Regions from separate parts of the Homo sapiens genome. Here regions 1, 2, 4 and 5 are each linked to region 3. The links are chromatin loops, found by intact Hi-C in ENCODE. Cell type or tissue: mammary epithelial cell. All regions are shown on one strand.

Region 1 (4,000 bases), 380 kb before region 3:
TGCAGCCAACCAAATCCGCGCCCCACCCCTGACTTCCCATGTGGAGCCGGGTGTGCCAGGTATATGTCACAAGGCCATGCCCCGGGACGGGCAGCATCACATGGCCTTCCCTGACCCACCCTTTGGCTCTGTCTGTCCCAGCCCTTCTCTAGAGAGTAGTGTCCCACTTCAGGTCACCAGCTGCTCTAGGGGCAGAGGCTACCCTCTTTCATGGATGCTAATAACAAAGAACAAACATCTCAGAAGGGAACATAAGAACCGCATTATTTGGCTTTTCTGATGTTGGGCAGATCAGTGAAGGATGCTGTTGTGCTCCAGTCACTGACATTTTTCATAGAACATTACCCCAAAGGACACAGAAATGATTCCAAAAAATGTAGAAGTCTTTGCCTAGTAGGTCACTGCAAAGTGCTAAAATCTGAAGAAAGGAAGAGCAGTTCATAAATGCTTATCTTCACATTGTTCATTGGGCTGCCCTAACCTCCCCTGCTCCCAGAGAATGCCAGATGGCTTTACAATTGAGGTGGTTCAAACACAGAAGGCCCTTTTTCCTTTTATTAATTGCTCAGCTATGTGTACATTGGCCCCCACACCTGCCACCTGACCAGCGCGGCTTCTGCCTCCCTCAGCACTGCCAGCCGGGGGTTTTCTTAGACTCATCCCCTGGGCCACCTTCCGCTCCTCTCCCTCCCTCTGCATTAACATCCAGGCCACCCTCATTACTCCTTGGCAACCTAGCTTGGGTTGGCCTCCCCAGCCAGCCTTCCAGACTATTCTTTCTCTCCCTTGCAGCCTGTCTTGCACACCACTGTGGCCAGGTCAGTCTTTCTGAGAATACCATTTCCTCACATCATGGCCCTGTTTACAAAGCAGTTTCCCATTTGCCTATCACATCAGATCAAATCAGAACTCTTCGGCTCTGGATTGAAGCCGACGCCACTGTTCCTGGCAAGCCTCATTGCCCTCCGATCCCGGCGTTGGCCTCCGTCCCTGTCAGGTCTTGTACGATGCTGCTCTCTGCCATCCTGCCGTCTCCAGCTCTGCCTGCATGTTGGTCCTGCATTGCTCTCCACCTCACAGACTCTTATTCCACGGCTCTGGCCAGTCCAAAGCATACATGGCCCAGTTAGTTCCCTTTTACTTGAAATATTCCCTGAGGAGCCCCCAGGTATTTTTCCTTACTCACTGGAGACTTGTAGTCAGGGCCACACTGATGTCATTTGGGAATTATTTGCAAAGTCACAGATCTGGACTTCTCTCTCCAGCTAAATCATGAGTTCCTCAGCTAAATCACGGGCCCACAGTTCTGCAGCAGCTGGTAAACACTTTTAGTCACGGAAGGAAGCCTTTTTCGGTTCTCAGCTCTGCCAAGGAACTTATTTCACGTACACAAAACCACAAACCGTGAGAGGATTGCTGCCTGTATCCTGTTCCCCCTCATCTTTTTTTTTCTTTGAAAAGATGGTAAAGCTGATTATAAGAATTTAAATAACGTGGCCCTAGAACTACACTCTGACTCTGATCCGCGTGTCCTGCCCACAGCACCAGGCCACGAAGACAGACCATGTCGCTATCCTCACATTTGCTTGTAACTTAGGAGGCTTGCCAGTAAAATCGATACTAACAGTGGACGTACTTCTCTTTGAATAAGTTTATTCTATTTCCTTCTCCCATTTTCTTTATTTGTTGAAAAGAATGATGCTGATTGAGAAGCCAAATATTGTTAACCATTTTCCCCGTCTGGCACGGTTCTTTTGCACAGCACTGGATTAGGCCAGGGGACTGGCCTAACCCTGCAAATATCAGGAAAGGACTCTTCTAGGGAAAGTCGTACTAATTTGAATTGATCACTAGAAATACATGGTCTCCACCTAAAAGATGCTTTGTCACTTAAAAGGCTGAGTAGTCATCATAATGTAAAGAAACCTCTATTGTCATGCAACCATTTGCACCCAGACATTGTGCCTGGTTGGCACTTAACATTTTATCACTTGATTCTCACACCACCCTTGCAATGTGATGAAACCAAGGCTCCTAGGTGCTAAGTGACATTCCCCTAGTCACGCAGCCTAGTGCTAGTCACGCAGCCTAGTGGTAGAGCGAGGATTCAAACCCAGTTTTTGTTTTCCTTTGAGCTGGAGCTGCAAGAAAAAAAAAAAAAAAGAAAGAAATAAAAAACAAACCTAGGTTTGACTCCAAATCCTGAGCTCTCCACTGTGGGCCATCGTAGCCTTTTTTTCCTCTAGTATTTTTGGGTGGTTTTCAAGGGCTAAGAACGATCCTCATAATAAGTCAGTGAGATTACCGCACATGAGAACAGCATGTCTCAGCCTCTGAGGCGAGCCGGTACAAGCTCCAGGTTCTGTGATAACACCTCCCTCCTGGTTTGAGAGCAACTGCCTAAAGGAGGCAGTGGAGGATCATCCTCACCCTTCAGGTGCTAGCCCGTGTCAGTGGGGTCTTACACAACCTTTGCTCTGTGTTGTTGAGTCTTCCTCAGTCAGTAAAGTGACCCATAGATTATATTCAGTAAGACACCACGTTATGTGCTTAGAGAGAATTAAGCCAGTGATTAGGCCTGCCAGAAACTGGTCATCTCGCTGAACAGGTGAAACGGATGCATAAAGTAACAGGGCCAGGCTGGAATGGTGTGGACAGGAAGTGCTGCAGGAGCTCAGGTGAGCGGGAGACCTCAAACTTGGGGCAGTTTGAACTGGGCCTTACAAGATGGGTAGGGTTTGTAAGGCAGAGAGAAAGAACATTCCTGAACAACCATGTATGAAGTCATTGAAGGTCAATGAGAAAGCCTGTTTGTTGAAACAGGGTGTGTGGACAAAATTGACTTGTGAGATGTCTGTACAGAGGTGACGCCAAATCATGGATGGAGTTATGTCTTGTGTCAGGATTTTATCTGAGAGAAGCCACTGCCCGTGTGAAAGTTCTGATGAGAACGGTGTTCCAAGAGGATGATTAACCTGCCAGCACTGTGTGAGTTGGGGCAGAAGAGAGAGTCTAAGGCAAGGGAGACCTGGGAGGCTGTTACAGGGGCCAGATGTGGGGTGTACCTGACCCCCCAGTGGTGGCTGAGGGGAGACATTACAAAGAAAGCATCTTTGTTATTTAACTGGATATTCTAAAGAAAGTGGTAAATGAGGAGGGAGAAGTCAAAGATGACCCTGAAGTTCTGAGCCTAAGTCTCTGAGGATGCTGGTACCATTGTCTGCTGTAGCAAAATCAAGATGGGGACTTCCCCTGGGTTAAAAGAGTTTACCATTTTCCTTCAATCTGTATGGTGGCTTATTCTGATGGAAAAGAAATTACTTCCAGATCAACAAGACAATGTTTTCCATTAAGAAGTGTTCTGAGGCCGGGTGCAGTGTCTCACACCTGTAATCCCAGCACTCTGGGAGGCCAAGGTGGGCGGATCATTTGAGCTCTGGAGTTCAAGACCAACCTGGGCAACATGGCAAAACCTTGTCTCTACAAAAAATACAAAAGTTAGTCAGGTGTGGTGGCTTGCACCTGTAGTCCCAGCTACTACAGAGGCTGAGGTAGGAGGATCGCTTGAGCCTGGGAAGCAGAGGTTGCAGTGAGCCAAGATCCAAGATTGTGCCACTGCACTCTAGCCTGGGTGACAAGGCAAGACTCCTCTGTCTTAAAAAAAAAAAATTGTTCTGAGAATTACCTCCTCATCAATCGTGAACTTAGAGCAGTAGGGCATATCACATAGTGATCCTAGGAAACTGCTCTCCTGGGCTCCAGGTCATACAGCCCAGTGTGGTAGAACTACTGAATTTACTCTGTGCAATAGGAGTTGGAATGACCCATAGCATTCTAAAAATTGGTGAAGTCTTCATTAAAATATTTATTTATTGGCCCTCAGTCCAGATGACCCAAATCTTTATTATTTTCTTCAGTAAGTGATGTTTTAGGGGGAAAAATTTTAAACCACCCTTTTTTGGTAGGGGGGACCACTACTCTCTTGGGTTATACTTGAATT
Region 2 (4,000 bases), 84 kb before region 3:
TCTTTGGTCAACTGCTTTGGAAGCAGAAGGCAAAAATAACATTTACTGGTAGGACAGTTAATGCAGAAAAACAGGGACGTTCTTCAGAGCATGATTTTTAGCTGGAGGTGATATTACTCCCACCAGGGCAAAACTTAGGTCTTGGGTGGGAAATTTTGGGGAAAGAAAACAAAAAAACCTAAATATTGCTATAGTCTGTGGCTCCAACAGGCCACAGTATGTACACAGAGATGTAGCCCATCTGTGGTACTGACATTTCGTGAAGGAGAGGTGGTGATTAGGAAAAAAATGTCTACAAAGTTTCCTTAGGAGGGTGATAATGAAAAAAAGATTGAGAAGCATTGCTCCAGAACGTAGTAACCCAGAAGAGGGGTGGAAGAAGGGATGGGCTGCTAGTTTTGATGTGTCTGGCCTGGCTCATCCACAAGCAGGGCTGTGCAATCACAGAGACCAGCAGCAAGCCAAGAATCACCAGACTTTTAAGGAAAACCAACACTGTGAAAGACAGGCACCAAACCCAATAAATATAAGTATGAATGCCCAAGGAAACAGTCAATAGAGCAAACAAGATTTTAAGTTGGACTATAATTAAAAACCTTAGAGCTATAAAAGGATACTGCAACCACAATAGCAGATAGTTTTTAAAGAATCAGTTATTGATTTTGAAAATAAAAAATATGGGCCAGGGGGCCAGGCACGGTGGCTTACACATGTAATCCCAGCACACTGGGAGGCCGAGGCAGGCGGATCACCTGAGGTCAGGAGTTCGAGACCAGCCTGGCCAATATGGTGAAACCCCATCTCTATTAAAAATACAAAAATTAGCTGGGCCTGGTGGCACGTGCCTGTAGTCCCAGCTACTCGGGAGGCTGAGGCAGGATAATCGTTTGAACCCGGGAGGTGGGGGTTGCAGTGAGCCAAGATTGCACCACTGCACTCCAGCCTGGGTGACAGAGAGAGACTCCATCTCAAAGGGGAAAAAAAAAAAAAAGAGGCCGGACATGGTGGCTCACACCTGTAATCCCAGTACTTTGGGAGGCCAAGGTGGGTGGATCACTTGAGGTCAGGAGTTTGAGACCAGCCTGGCCAACATGGCAAAACCCGTTTCATCTAAAAATACAAAAATTAGTCGGGTGTGGTGGCACACACCTGTAATCCCAGCTACTTAGGAGGCTGAGGCCAGAGAATTGCTAGAACCCCAGAAATGGAAGTTGCAGTGATCCGGGATCATGCCACTGCACTCCAGCCTGGGCGACAGAGTGAGAATCTTTCTCAAAAAAAAAAAAAAAAAAAAAGACAAGAAAAAAAGAAAAGAAAAAATATAATCACTGAAATAAGGGGCCTACTAGATAAACCAAATAGCAGAATAAATATAGCAAAGAATAAAATAGTGAACTGTAAGAAATGAGACAAGAATCCAGCCAAAGTGGAGCACACCACACAGAGATGGAAAGCACAGCCGAAAAAGGAATAAAACAATAAGTTCATGCATCTTAATTGCACAATTGTATGTTTTTTGGGGGGGTGACAGAAAAAACTTATACCTACAGATAGATATGATAGGTAGTCTTCTAAAATGGCCCCGTTTTCTTTTCCTTTCTATAGGAGGGGAACTTCCTAGGACAACTTTATAAAATCCTTACTTCATAGAGTTATTGTGAGAATTATTATCACAAGATGAACCTCATTTGTGCAGCTCACGAAGTAAGACACTTTCCTTTATTCTCAACTGCACTACCATTACCTTATGTGTGACTAAGATCTTTCGTGTCATTACATGGTGAGATCTTAGTATCAATAAGCAGGTTTGAAATGATTCAGTACTTTCTCTAACTTTATTGCACAATAGTAGTGAGTAGAGCACTGAGTCAGTTGGAGAAAAAATAGCCTGTCTTAAGTCAAGTGAGTAAGAACTACAAATAATAGAAGCCCTCAAACTGCATATTAACTGCACTTTACAATTAGTTGTTAACTGTAATAGGAAACTAATCATCCACGTGTTATAGGTTCAGGAAAATAGAAAGACAGAGTTTGCATGATTTTTTCAATGCTGTCAAACAACAGCAATACTGGGACATCCCGTAATTCCTTTCTGCTATTCCACTGGACTTTTGCAATGCACTTGTGGCTCATGTAGACTTAACTATTCTCTGGTAAAGATAATAGTAAATATTGATTGAACACTATTATATTTCAGGCATCTAGGTGCTTTACATGTATTAACTCAGGTAATTAATCCACAGGACATCCATACAAGGTAAGTATTACTATTATCCCCATTTTATAGGTGAGAAAATTGAGGCTCACAGATGTTCAAGCAATGTCCCTAACAACTAGTGACAGAGTCCAGGGTGAACCAGGCAGTCTGGCTCCAAAGCCTATGCTCTTAACTTTGTGTGCAGTGGAGACACTTCGGGTTTATAGACTGAGACTGGAAGTACTGGAGGCTTTGAAACGTTTCCTAGGGTGGAAGTAGAGAAATTCATTGTACTACCGGGCACTCAGACATTTCAGAAAGAGTTGTTACTGGCTGGCAGTAAATGCTGATTCCACTTCCAACGGTTTACTTGTATCTTACTTTGTTACTTTCTCTTGACTTCTTTTCTTCCTTTTTTTCAAGCCTAACTAAAGAGGAGGGTGGCCGTAAGTACCAAGCTGGCAGGCCCCTTGTACTGAACAGTGTGTACACATGAGAGAGTAGTTTCAAGGTACCAGGGGGAGGCACACATATGGTGATCTTTCAAATTTCAAAGTAAAATATGGGAAGCCTACTTTCATTCTTTTACCATATTGGTGTTTTTCAAATTACATTTGCTATTGGTTTGGTTTTTGTCAAGATTTTCATAGAAAGACGTATCTGTACTACACTAGCTTGTGACCATGTTTTAAAAAATTATAATAGTAATATATGCTCATCATAACAAAAAAATTGAAGAGTACAGATTTGCATAGAGCAAAAAACCTTCCTTTGGGGCAGAGATTTAAATGTAAATATGAACCTTAAATTACTAGAAGAAAATATTGGTGAATTTAAATAATTATCTTAGAATGAGGGAAGGACTCTAGGCATAAAATAATATCCTGTAAGAATAAAGGAAAACATCAGTACATTAAATTGCATAAACTTTCTCATGAAAAATGTACCGTAAAAAACTAAAAAGATAACAAAAGCAGGGGGATACAATTTTTAATACTATGAGAAATTGCTATTTTTAAAAACCATACAAACAGCTGCTTCAAATCAACAAGAAAATTATAATTAAATAGAAAAGCAGGCAAAAGGCATGAAAGTTTAACAACAAAAAGCCTATAAAATGGATGTAATGGATGTATTTTTCATATGATTATTAAAGATTTAAACTTGGAGACGCAATTTCACTCTTGTCACCCAGGCTGGAGTGCAATGGCACGATCTCAGCTCACTGCAACCTCTGCCTCCCAGGCTCAAGTGACTCCTGCATCAGCCTCCTAAGTAGCTGGGATTACAGGCGCCTGCCATCACACCCGGCTAATTTTTGTATTATTAGTAGAGACAGGGTTTCACCATGTTGGCCAGGCTGGTCTCCAGCTCCTGACCTCATGTGATCCACCTGCCTCGGCCTCCCAAAGTGCCGGCATTACAGGCGTGAGCCACCATGCCTGGCCGATTTAAACTTTTTATAGTATCCAGTGTTGGCAAGGATGTGAAGAAGTAAGTAGGCTCACATACTCTTAGTGGAAGTAGAAATTGATATAACCTTTTGGAAGGCAATATAGCAGTATTTTTTTTATTACACTTTAAGTTCTCAGGTACATGTGCACAATATGCAGGTTTGTTACATAGGTGTATGTTGCAGGAAGTCAGGGACCCCGAACGGAGGGACCGGCTGGAGCTGAGTCACAAAAACATAAATTGTGAAGATTTCATGGACATTTATCAGTTCCCAAAATTAATACTTTTATGATTTCTTACACCCGTCTTTACTGCAGTCTCTGAACATAAATTGTGAAGATTTCATGA
Region 3 (4,000 bases):
CCTGATCAAGTGATCTGCCTGCCTTGGCCTCCCAAAGTGCTGGGATTACAGGCGTTAGCCACTGCACCTTGCAATGTCAATTTTTTTTAATAGTTCTCCCATACAAAAGAGTAAACTCCAAGATGGCAGGAAACATATTTTATTCATCCTAATATCCCGTAGAGGGCTTAGCACAATGTCTGATCCTTAACACAACACATCCATTAATAACCACATCTTTTAATTAAGAATTTTATTATAGCATTCTTGTAATAGAAAAAGAAACTGGGACTAGCACAAATGTTCGTCAGTAGGGCACTGGCTTAGTAAAGTTATGGACCATCCATACAATGGAATATTGTGTCACTATAAGAAAGAATGGATCTGATTTGGAAAAGTCGGCTTCATTAAATTGAAATGAAGTTTCATTTCAATTAAATAAAAAACTTACACAAAAGAATATATATCATATATAATATATTATATGATATATATTATATATAATATGATATATATTTTTTATATATATATCTTTTTGGCAAAAACCAAACCAAACCAAATGGGTGATTAATAGATGCATAGAATGAATAGATGGAGAGCCAGACAGATAGACTGATCCATTTTGCAGAAATAATGCATGGGAAAAAGGAAACCCCGAAAAATATAAGCAAATTCTCAACTGTGAGTATTTCTGGTAAGTGGGGCTGAGGAGAGTGGGCTGGTCATGAGAGGACAGTCCTTTGATTTTTACTTTAGCCTCTGTATTGTTGGTTTTAGCAATGAGCAAGTATTACTTTTGGGCATTAAAAGGGGAAATAATGTATTGACTCAAAGTTTGAATTTGTTGAACTTGCTTCAGTTGAGCAGGTGACCTAATATCCCATATTTCTTAGCTTCACAGCCTTTCTCCCTGACAGAGCTTCTGGCACTAAGCTGACAGAGGGGACAAAGTCTTCCTTTTTCAAGAGTAAGCATTTGGCTGGGTTCAGACGGACTCCCTTGGGCATCTCCCTGGGGCACCTCTCCAAGGCCTTGCTTTCTAAACTTGGTTATACTAATGGGCTGGGACAGATTCCCTGGCTGACTCTGGAAGCTGTCAAAATCTCTCTGGTAATTTTCCTAGGCTTTTCTGGTCTTTAATGAGGCATCAACCTTTTTCAGTTGTAAATCAGCTTAGATCAAAATTCAAGCAGGAGACTTTTCTACCCCTCAGACCCTTTCGATGTTTGCTTTCTAACTGCTGAGTTCTTGCTTACTTGAAACTCCTGCTCCCCGGGGATAATCAGAAATAGCTACCTGCACTAACTTCTTAAGTCATCATTCTCCTGTTTTGATCAGCAGGAGGGGTGTAATCTGTTTTCGACAGTTCATGTAGATTGGCTTGCTGCCAGCATGATTCTCTCAACTGAAGGAAAACTCAACAGTCTCTAAAATGGAAGGGCAAGAGGGAATTTGTGTGAATGATGTAAGTTAATCCCATTTCCTGGGATCTGGCCTGGCCCATTTTTAGTGGGGCTGGTTTAGGGTTAGTTTGTGATTACATAAACTCATCAACATTCCGGAAGAGGAAAGAACACCCCCTGGTGGTAAAATTATATCTCTGCACCACATCCCCTAAATTTCAACTCCCAGCCAAGTTACCTACTTACACTTGTACCAGGGTACACAGGAGCATTCTTGGTCACAGAAGTCTGTATAAACTAACTCAGTTTTATTCCTGCATTACATACAGAGAAACAAGCATTAGAATTTCCAATATTCCTATTATGCTTTTTTGTTCAGAATTACTGTGTTATACATTACACATATTAAAATCCTTAGCTTTATCATTTTATTATGGAAAAAAAATCCCCATTACTACACAAACTCTATAGCCCTAATTAGTTTTGTGCATGACATTATTAATGATGTTGTTATTGTTATGCTTATTTCAGGCCCATTTCATTTTTTCAAATGTGTCTGTTCTGTGAAATGCACACAATATAAAATATGTGGCTGGGTGCGGTGGCTCACGCCTGTAATCCCAGCACATTGGGAGGTCGAGGCGGGTGGATCATGAGGTCAGGAGTTCGAGACCAGCCTGGCCAACATGGCGAAGCCCCGTCTCTACTAAAAATATAAAAATTAGCCGGGCATGGTGGAGGGAGCCTGTAATCCCAGCTGCTTGGGAGGCTGAGGCAGGAGAACAGCTTGAACCCAGGAGACGGAGGTTGCAGTGAGCCGACATCGTGCCATTGCACTCCAGCCTGGGTGACAAGAGCAAGACTCAGTCTCAAAAAAAAAAAAAAAAAAGTGATGTATATTTTTGATGCTCCTAATGTACTACTTCGTTCTTCTACATGCTACAATATCCAAAATGTATTCATAGTCATACAGTCCAGTCTTCTTTTTCGTCTATTTGCACACATTCTCAGGGTTGAGTTGATTTCAAAGAACATTATCAAAACAGATGCTCCAGCGCTGTAATTAGCAGGCCTCGTGTGGAATGTTCCGCATAAGTCAGAGTTCCTGTGGATCCTGGACATTTGCCTTCCTGAGGCTCTGCCTTTGACTTTCCTTTTGGAATAATGCCATAAAGGTCACTGTTTCCAGTTCAGAATATTCCCTTTCGTTTCTGTTTGTGAGAACTATGTTTAAGCTTTTTCCCTTCACCAGTTGTCCTAATGGGCCTGGCATTGCTTCTGAAGTGGAGAGAGTTTAATAAACCCAGGACTCCTGCTTAGTCCCTGGGCATTTTTGCCTGCTCCTCGGCTTGTTATAGGAGAGTGGAATGTCCTTGGAGAGGCCGAGGCACTGGAATTTGAAGTGAAAGAAAGTAAAGAGGGCTCTGTTCATGACTTAAAACGTTATTTCCTTCTTGTCAAGATGCTTACTGGCCACCTGGTAGGGTGACCCACCTTTCTGGTTTGCCTGAGGGGTTGCCTAGGACTTTCAGTGTTAAACCCAAGATAGAAGGCCTTGGGAGGATTGCTCAAGGCTAGGTGTTCAAGACCAGCCTGGGCAAAACTTAGCAACACCTTGTCTCTACAAAAAAAAAAAACAAAAAAAAAACAACAACAAAAAAAAAACAAACAAACACAAGAAAATCCCAAGTGAAGCAGACCACGTAAAGCACACCAATGGGGCTCGCACTGTGTGAACCAGTTCCTTGCTCTTCTCATTCTCTTCAGTTAGTTCTTCATCTCTCTACCCATATCTGCCAGGTGCTCTTTCTTTTCTTTTCTTTTCTTTTTTTTTTTTTGAGATGGAGTCTCACTCTGTCACCCAGGCTGGAGTGCAGTGGCATGGTCTCAGCTCACTGCAACATCTGCCTCCCGGGTTCAAGCAATTCTCCTGCCTCAGCCTCCTGAGTAGCTGGGATTACAGGCGCCTGGTACCACGCCCGACTAATTTTTTGTATTTTTAGTAGACATGGGGTTTCACTGTGTTGGCCAGGCTGGTCTTGAACTCCTGACTTCGTGATCCACCTGCCTCGGCCTCCCAAATCGCTGGGATTACAGGCATGAGCCACGGTGCCTAGCCCACGTGCTGTTTCTTATGCCTCCTAACAAAATCCATGATGTTTGAAAATGATTACACATTAGGGATTTACTACATTTCAAAAGTAACAAAGGAAAACTTTTTTTTTTTTAATGGGTGTGTGTGTGTGTGTTTGTGAGTGATGGAATCTCGCTCTGTCACCCAGGCTGGAGTAAAGTGGTGTGATCTTGGCTCACTGCAACCTCTGCCTCTCAGGTTCAAGTGATTCTCGTGTCTCAGCCTCCCGAGTAGCTGGGATTACAGGTGCCCACCACTATGCCTGGCTAATTTTTTGTACTTTTGGTAGAGATGGGGTTTCATCATGTTGGCCAGGCTGGCCTTGAACTCCTGACCTCTTGTGATCCACCCACCTCGGCCTCCCAAAATGCTGGGATTACAGGCCTGAGCATTCGCGCCTGGCCCAACTTCTTCATTTGAGTTTACAAATCACACAAACATGAACTTGACAATGGTGCACCTAAACCACTATACTATAATAACT
Region 4 (4,000 bases), 640 kb before region 3:
ATAGAAGGCCCTCAGGTCCAGCACCATGGCCCTGAGCTCCCCATAGGCTGCCTCATCTCGCTCATGCACCAAGGCCCGGTAATCCATTACATGAGTCTCCTCGGAGGCCTTGGCCGCAGCATCCCCACGTTCTGAGAATTACTTGGAAATGGTTGTCTGGAAAGCTTCCACTTTGGTCTTGACAGCATTCACCCTCTCCAGCACCTTCTCCTGGATTGCTACCCCAAAATCATTTCCATCTTCAATCTTGGGGATTAGGTGCTGGATCCATGTAATCACCAGAATGAATTTCTCTTTGAGAGTCCAGAATTCTGGCTTAACCAGGGCAAGCAGGGACAGGACTTTCTTATTCCCAGGGAGAAATCCACACTTAGGGACTTCTTTCTTCTCCTACTTATCTGTTTCCATCTCATCATCCTTGGGTGGAGGGTCTGGGTTGGGGATGTCCAGTGGGGCCCGGAGGGAAGTCAGGTCAGCCACACTGAGGGAGCCCTCTCGCAAGAGCTGATTCAGGTATGTGATTTTCTGTGGCAAGAATCTGTAGAGGAATTCCTCAGCCTCCTGGAAAAGGAAGGAAGACCTCCACCTGTTTGCGCTCAGGCGCACCCTACATGGCTTGGCCGTGCTGCTTCAGTTGCTAGATCTCTGGTCTCTAACAGGGGTATTCTTGATACCCCTGGAGATGTCTGCCAGTGACAACACATCCTTCTGACTCTAGTTTGCAAGGAGCTCACTGCTCTGGTACTAGGATACTATAATATTTGTATTCATCAGGGTTCTCCAGAAAAACAGAACCAATAAGATATATATCTATAGATATATAGATAGATAAATAGACATAAATATAAGAGGAGATTTATCATAGGAATAGGCTCACAAAGTTATGGAGGCAGAGAATTCCTACAATCTATTGTCTGCAAGCTAGAGAACAAGGAAAGCCAGTGTGTAATTCAGTCTGGGTTCAAAGGCCTGAGAACCAGTGTGAAGTGGGGTGATGATGTAAGTCCTAACCTGAATCCAAAAACTTGAGAACCAGGAGCACTGACAGGAGAAGATGGATGTCTCAGCTCAAGCAGAGGGTGATTTTTTTCCTCCTTCCACCTTTCTGATGATTCAGGCCCTCAGTGGTTTGGATCTGCTTTACTTGGTTCATCAGTTCAAATATGAAACTCTTCTGGAAATACCCTCACACATATACCCAGAAATAATGTTTACCAGCTCTCTGGGCATCCTTTGGCTCAGTCAAGTTAATACCTAAAATTAATCGTCAAACTATGTAAACTCAAAATAGGAACACAAAATGTCTAACTATGAACTGGGATTTTGATTCAGAAAGGTCAAATTCACAATGACCAAGTAGGCATGAATTCCCAGATCGCAGTGGATCTGTCCTAGTGAACTTAAATGATAGTAGCAGAGTAGACCTGGGGGTAATAGGGGGATCCATGAGTATCCTTGAGGGGAGGCAGTCTCATAGTGATCCCAGCTCATACCATCTCACTATTTGATCTACTTAATGACTCTTGGGTGGCCTTTGAAGCTAGGAATTGGGAACTCAGCTGGATAGCACTGGATATCTCCTGACAGGGAAGGTGACATAGGTATCTGTGGGGTTCAGACCATGCTTCTGCATACAGCTCTGCTCCAAATATGCCCTCCCACCACCCACCCATGGCCTTTGGCAGTGGGGTTAACGTTGAGCACCTGAAAACCTTCCATCTCAAAGTTCTAACAGCCTGATCGTTCCCTGGTGCAGGGGTGAGGAGTGGGAGGGAAGAATCAAGCTACCCTCAACAGAAGCAAAATGACTTCAGATGTGAAGAACAAGATGGAAACAGGTAGTTGGTAACATAAATTTTTGTCTTAAAAAAGAAATCAAACTCAAACCATTGGCGTCAAAAGTAGTGGAAGATGAGGATCATGAGAAAGAAAAAGTGTGTGTGTTTCTTTTTTTTTTTTTTTTTTACTGTGCTTCTGATTATAAAAATCAGAGGAGAAACATCAGGAAAAGGGCAGGACGGAAAGCCTTAGTCTCTTCTTCTCCCACGGGACACAAAATTAGCAACAACAGTCAGACCAAATGCCTCTGTAAGAAAACCAAAAGTCAGTTAAAAGGTTCTTATACTGATCACGAAGCCAACCACATTGAAGCCCAGTAGAAAAACCTGTGGCATTCTCCATTCTTTCTCATCAGAACATCCCTCCCACTCCAACATGTGATTGGGAGGAAACCCTCAACTCTTGTCTTCTCCTTGAGGTGAGAAAGGAGTGGAAGGGGTATCAGACCTCCTGATTTTTAGAGATGCTGCCCAAGGGACTTTTGTGTGCCTGAGACTGCACTGACTGGAATAGGTCACCTAAGGATTGCCAAGAACAATGATCAACTATGCACCAGAGTCAGTAGTACCAAAGATAGACACTGGGTGGAGCTCCAGTACCACTATTTACTACAGCACCAGAGAGGCTGCAGTATCACAGACAAACACCAGGGAGAGCTCCTGAATAGATGTTGGGAAACGTCTTCAAACAGATTACACCCACAAGCCGAGGAAAGACTTATACCCAGAAAATGCTTGAGAAGTTTCCAGAATTTCTAGCCTGGCTGACTGGAGAAATTCCTGTATGTATAAAACCAGATAATAGGAGAGTTGGCTGATTCTTAAAATGCTGAAACTGCAGCAACAAAACAACAAAACATGCAAAGACAGAGAACCATGACACTTTTAAAGGAACAAGTTAAATCTCCAGAAACTGACTTTAAAGAAACAGAGATATGTAAATTACCAGACAATTCAAAATTACTATCTTCAGGATGCTCAATGAATAAAAAGAGAGCACGGACTGACAACTAAACAAACTTAGAAAAGAAATGCATGAACAATGTGAAAATATCAATAAAGAGAATTTATGAAGAAGAATAAAACAGAAATCCTGGAATACAATAATTGAATTGAAAAATTTACTAGATGGTCTCAACAGCAGGCTTGACTAGGCAGAAGAAACAATCAACAAACTTGAAGATAGAAAACTTTTAAAAGGCAGAACAACAACAACAACAACAAAAGAACAATGAAGAGAGTCTAAGAGATTTCTGAGACACCATCAGGTAGAATAACATGTGCATTATGGGAGTTCCAAAAGGATAAGAAAAAGAAAAAGGGGTAGAGAATCTATTTGAAAAAATAATGGCACCCTGTTTTCCAAATCTATGAGAGAAATGAATGTGCAAATTCAAGAAGCTCAGAGAACTCCAAACAGAATAAATCTACACTGACATGCATCACAATCAAATTTTCAAAAGTCACAGATAAAGAGAGAATTTTGAAAGCATCAGGGGAAAAGTACTCATGATGTACAAGGGAGCACCAATATTATCAGCAGATTTCCCAGCGGAAACCTTGCAAACTAGAAGAGAGTGGGGTAATATATTCAACGTACCAAAAGAAAAAAACCCTGCCAACTAAAAATACTATGTCTGGCCAAGCTGTCCTTCAAAACTGAAGGAGAAATAAAGACCTTCTCAGATAAACAAAAGCTGAGGGAATCCGTAACCACTTGCCTTACCCTATAAAAAATGCAAAAGGAAGTCCTACAAATTGATACAAAAGAGTGATAAACAGCTGCAAAAAGCCCTATGAAAATGTTAAATTCCCTGGTAATGGTAAATATATAGAGATATATAGAATCCCGTAGTATTATTATACAGTTGAGTAAATCACTTATAAATCTGGTGTGAAAGCAAACTAAATATAGCCTGAGAAGGACTCTGTACTTTACATTTGAGTCCTTGTGGATGAACTATAACCTAGCTTAATAGACAGAAACAATTGTAAACCTAAGTTAGTGGTATGTAGTTGTAACAATAGCTAAGTCTTGGCCAATCCCAGTGGCCATACTTCAGCCATTCATATACTACTGAGTGTTCAAACTGTGTTCAAATAAGGCATACGCTGAGCTGTAACAAATCCAGCCACTCTGTACCTCACTGCTGATTTCTGTA
Region 5 (4,000 bases), 210 kb before region 3:
TACAAACTACCATCAGAGAATACTATAAACACCTCTACGCAAATAAACTAGAAAATCTAGAAGAAATGGATAAATTCCTGGACACATACACCCTCCCAAGACTAAATCAGGAAGAAGTTGAATCCCTGAATAGACCAATAACACGTTCTGAAATTGAGGGAGTAATTAATATCCTACCAACCAAAAGAAGTCCAGGAGCAGATGAATTCACAGCCGAATTCTACCAGAGGTACAAAGAGGAGCTGGTACCATTCCTTCTGAAACTATTCCAATCAATAGAAAAAGAGGGAATCCTCCCTAATTCATTTTATGAGGCCAAAATCATCCTGATACCAAAGCCTGGCAGAGACACAACAAAAAAAGAGAATTTTAGACTGATGTCCCTGATGAACATGGATGCAAAATCCAGAAAGACCTCTATGCAGCATCTGACACTGTTGCAATTTTTCTCCTTCAGTATACCTCCATGCAACTTTTTTCAGTAGCTTTTTTAAATGCCCTCACATCCTCATTCTCTTCTCTTTTCCTCTCACAACTTTTTCATGGGGTTTCTCAACTCCATGGGCTTTTTTCCCACCATTCTCTTTTTTCCTCAGCACTCTCATCCACTCCTACAGCCCTCATCATCTCATATACAGATGATTCTCATATCTCATTCTGCTTTCCAGCCTGATTCCTCTTTTAAGGTCCAGGTCTCCTTTTCCAACAACAATTTGCAACCTAAAATCTGTAACTGATGTGTTTTCTTGAAAATTATGAAAAGGACTCAGGATAGCACTTTAAAAATTGTTGAAACAGAAGAAAAGTAATTCTTACCTAGCCAAAACAATTCCCCCACACACACCAAAAAAAGAACAAAAAATGGGGGGAAAATGGGCAAAGAACAAGCACTTTGCAAAAAAAAAAAGGTACTTTCAACAAACATATTTTCAACAAACATATTTGAGAATAATGTCAATTGAAGGACATTTTGTTAAGGTACATAAAAATCCTTAAAATACCTCAGTTTTATAGCTAAGAATTTAACAAGTAAAAATAGAGTTGAGTCAAGATTTAGAGTAACAGAACTGCATGCTTGCATCAGGGCATTTCATATGTCCCATAAATGTGTACACTTGATATGTACCCACAAAACTTAAAAATTAAAAAAAGATTTAGTGTAATAGATGTTTGAAAAGTTATTTATAATAGCAAAAATAGTAGGAAGAGCCTAAAAATCTTAAAACAGAATGGTTAAACATATTGTGATAGAGCTATATCATAGAATAATATAAAAACCCAAAACAGTTTCAAGGAATATTAAAGGGATATGTAAAAATACCCAACATATAACGTTAAGAAAAAAACAGAATAAAAAGTTCTGCACATATTTTGATTCCAATTTTGTGAAAAAACAAAAAAGAAGAGAAAATGAAAATATATATTAAAATGTTCACGATTATCTCTACATGGTAGGATTACGAACAGTTTTCATTTTCCTTATTAATCCTGCATACATTTTTTAAATTATCTACAATTGTAAAATAGGAGAAAAGTCAATAAGTGCTACATTTACATAAAGCAGGAGAGAGAAAAATTAGAAATACTCGAGAAAAATCTTTATCAAAATTTTAATCACATACATTACAGTTTAAAACAAAATCTACACTCAGTACTTGAAGAGATTACCAATTATACCATCATTTAGTTGAGTTCATTTGAACCAATCTAATGATAACCCCTAATTAGTGACAACTTATACTCGCTTTTTTAAACAATGCACTTACTTATAAAAGAGCTCCACCAAGTGGTGACATAAATCATCCTGGAACTATCAGAAAAGTACTACTATGTATGCTGTCACAACTGACATAAATTTAAGTTGCAATTTCAAAAGTTAAAAATAATGTTCTATCTAGCTTGCACTTTGTGAAATATGAAAGATGAAAATAAGTCATAAGAAACATGTGCTTTTGTGCTCTACCTCAGGGTCAAAAGATATATCCTTACGCATAGTTCATGAGACTGTAATAAGTAATTAGCAGTAGGGTTACATTAAATGAAATATGAAGGTATTACAGAGAAATAGGGGGAAGAACTGCCTTTATCTTTTGCTCCTAGATTTCCTCCTTACCTAGGTGATACGTAGGAACAGAAGGAATAACAGGCTAAGACGCTAGAAAATTTCACCTGTATAATATGAGCTTACAGCAGTCTAGTGTTAAGGACATTCTTGGATGTGCACAGAAGTAAAAGGCAAGAGTGGCAAAGCCAAGAAGAGGAATGTAAAAACTGACCTTACTTGTACTCAATCACATTTTTGAAACAACATGCAGGGGTGAACACCATGTGAATCAGTCACCCAGTTACACAATGCCTTTGTGGGTAAGAAAGTTGATTCTATTTCCAGAAAAACATGTACCTGGCAAATTCAGATTTACCTGGCCATCTGCCCAAAAGTTGAGCACCTGGGACTCCCTCCCTTAAGAACTCTTACAGATCATGCAGCATATGATCAGAAAAATTAAAATAAATTTGAAAAACTCCTATGGAACTCAGTTCATAAACCTGTCAGCTCTTAACTGAACTGTGACTTGCTTGCTTGCTCATTTGTCCCTATCTCAACTATGAATATGTAAGCATCCTGAAGGCAGAAATATTGTATCTAATTCACTACTTTACCCCAAGAGCCTTGTAGTGTCCAGCACTAACACTAGCGTAGTTCTAAAAAGGAAAAAAAAAAAAAGTTGTGGCAGTAGCTACAGAGTGGCTTTTTCTCTCTTTGTTTTTTTTTCTTTTTTTTCTCCATATGCTCAGAGAAACAAGCAGCAACTGAACCACCAAAGTGTAAGTTAAGACTGTTGGTTCCACTATAGTTTCTTCAGCTCCCATTCACACATTAATAGCAAACTGGTAAGTATCAATAAGGGTAACACACACACATACACACACACAAAGAACGACATTACAGACCTCATTTTCTGAACAGATGATACATAACCTACCTAGAACTAAGTTTCTGGTCAAGCTCTCTGCTTAGATTATTGAGCTCAAAGCCCAAAAATGATCCATCCAAAAAGGTATAACCATATAGGAAAGAAAACTGCCACCATACTCAAAGGGCTACTAATTAGCTTTTCTGAAAAATAGCTACAAAACTGATATCTACTACTCTTGGAAACAAGGTTGAAAACCATTGAGTAAGGAGATTAATTCCTACAACTCAGATCCAATTATATGGATTAACAATATCAACTCCTTTTACCAAATATGACATGTGCTGTTTCAAAAAAGGAAATCACCAACAAACAAATGAGGTCACATTTTTTTCCAGCTTTATGGAGGTACAATTGACAAACGAAAAAGTTTATATTTAAGGTGTTCAATGTGATATTTTGATACATCTATACAATAAGAAGTGATTACATCAGTCATTCCATATCCACGGTTTCACTTTCCACAGTTTCAGTTTCCCATGGTCAACCATGGTTTGAAAACAGGTGAGCGGAGTACCTATTTTGAGAGAAACAGACTACATTCACATACTTTTTATTACAGCATCTTGTCATAATTGTTCTATTTTCTTAGTCATTGTTACTAATCTCTTACTGTGGCTAATTTACAAATTAAACTTTAATGCAGGTATATATGTACAGGATAGGAAAAAACATAGTATATATAGGGTTAAGTACTATCTGTGGATTCAAGCATCTACTGAGGGTCTTGGAACATATCCTCTGAGGATAAGGGGGCACTACTGCACTACAATTAAGCTAATTAACATATCTATCACTTCACATAGTCACCATTTTGTCTGTGTGTATGTCGTAAGGATACTTAAGATTTCTCTTAGTGAATTTCAAGAATACAAAACATTATTATTAACTATAATCAACCATGCTGTAAATTAAGTGTCCAGAACTACTACTTTTTTTGTTTTTGTTTTTGAGACAGGTCTCATGACAGGGTCTCACTCTGTCACCCAGACTGGATTGCTGTGGCACAATAATAGCTCACTGCA

Evidence for each region. Peaks named below come from ENCODE experiments on the same cell type or tissue, not always from the same donor. Only the 100,000 strongest peaks of a DNase experiment are listed, where the experiment ranks them.
Region 1: a loop joins it to region 3, with 2.5 times the contacts of the local background. A loop is called at or near these places in 2 of 110 quality-filtered maps.
Region 2: it touches region 3 in a loop (7-fold over the local background); 6 of 110 quality-filtered maps call a loop at or near these places.
Region 4: a loop joins it to region 3, with 9 times the contacts of the local background. A loop is called at or near these places in 28 of 110 quality-filtered maps.
Region 5: it touches region 3 in a loop (8-fold over the local background); 9 of 110 quality-filtered maps call a loop at or near these places.

The regions. Positions count from the first base shown.
Region 1 is chr13:48,503,214-48,507,213 of GRCh38, reverse strand. All of the region lies in intron 10 of RCBTB2 (RCC1 and BTB domain containing protein 2), which reads left to right. LOC124903173 reads left to right here and starts at 408. Exons shown (of 1, transcript XM_047430824.1): 1 at 408-2,830. The coding sequence starts at 507. The coding sequence ends at 1,130. RefSeq lists an enhancer at 1,438-1,707. In mammary epithelial cell, a CTCF peak has its summit at 2,405; no DNase peak of the experiment used is centred here; H3K27ac peaks cover 1,480 bases.
Region 2 is chr13:48,208,200-48,212,199 of GRCh38, reverse strand. All of the region lies in intron 1 of LOC105370198 (a long non-coding RNA gene), which reads left to right. Among named protein-coding and RNA genes, the nearest start is that of ITM2B, 23 kb to the left of the region's middle. In mammary epithelial cell, no CTCF peak of the experiment used is centred here; a DNase peak (open chromatin) is centred at 1,819; H3K27ac peaks cover 1,125 bases.
Region 3 is chr13:48,124,632-48,128,631 of GRCh38, reverse strand. All of the region lies in intron 5 of LOC105370198 (a long non-coding RNA gene), which reads left to right. Among named protein-coding and RNA genes, the nearest start is that of MED4, 32 kb to the right of the region's middle. In mammary epithelial cell, a CTCF peak has its summit at 1,561 (motif pointing left); a DNase peak (open chromatin) is centred at 1,481; H3K27ac peaks cover 336 bases.
Region 4 is chr13:48,767,749-48,771,748 of GRCh38, reverse strand. It overlaps the pseudogene PSME2P2. Among named protein-coding and RNA genes, the nearest start is that of CYSLTR2, 120 kb to the right of the region's middle. In mammary epithelial cell, a CTCF peak has its summit at 2,447 (motif pointing right); a DNase peak (open chromatin) is centred at 2,448.
Region 5 is chr13:48,332,509-48,336,508 of GRCh38, reverse strand. The region is part of intron 2 of RB1 (RB transcriptional corepressor 1); the gene reads right to left. Among named protein-coding and RNA genes, the nearest start is that of RB1, 31 kb to the right of the region's middle. In mammary epithelial cell, a CTCF peak has its summit at 1,795 (motif pointing left); a DNase peak (open chromatin) is centred at 2,358; H3K27ac peaks cover 594 bases.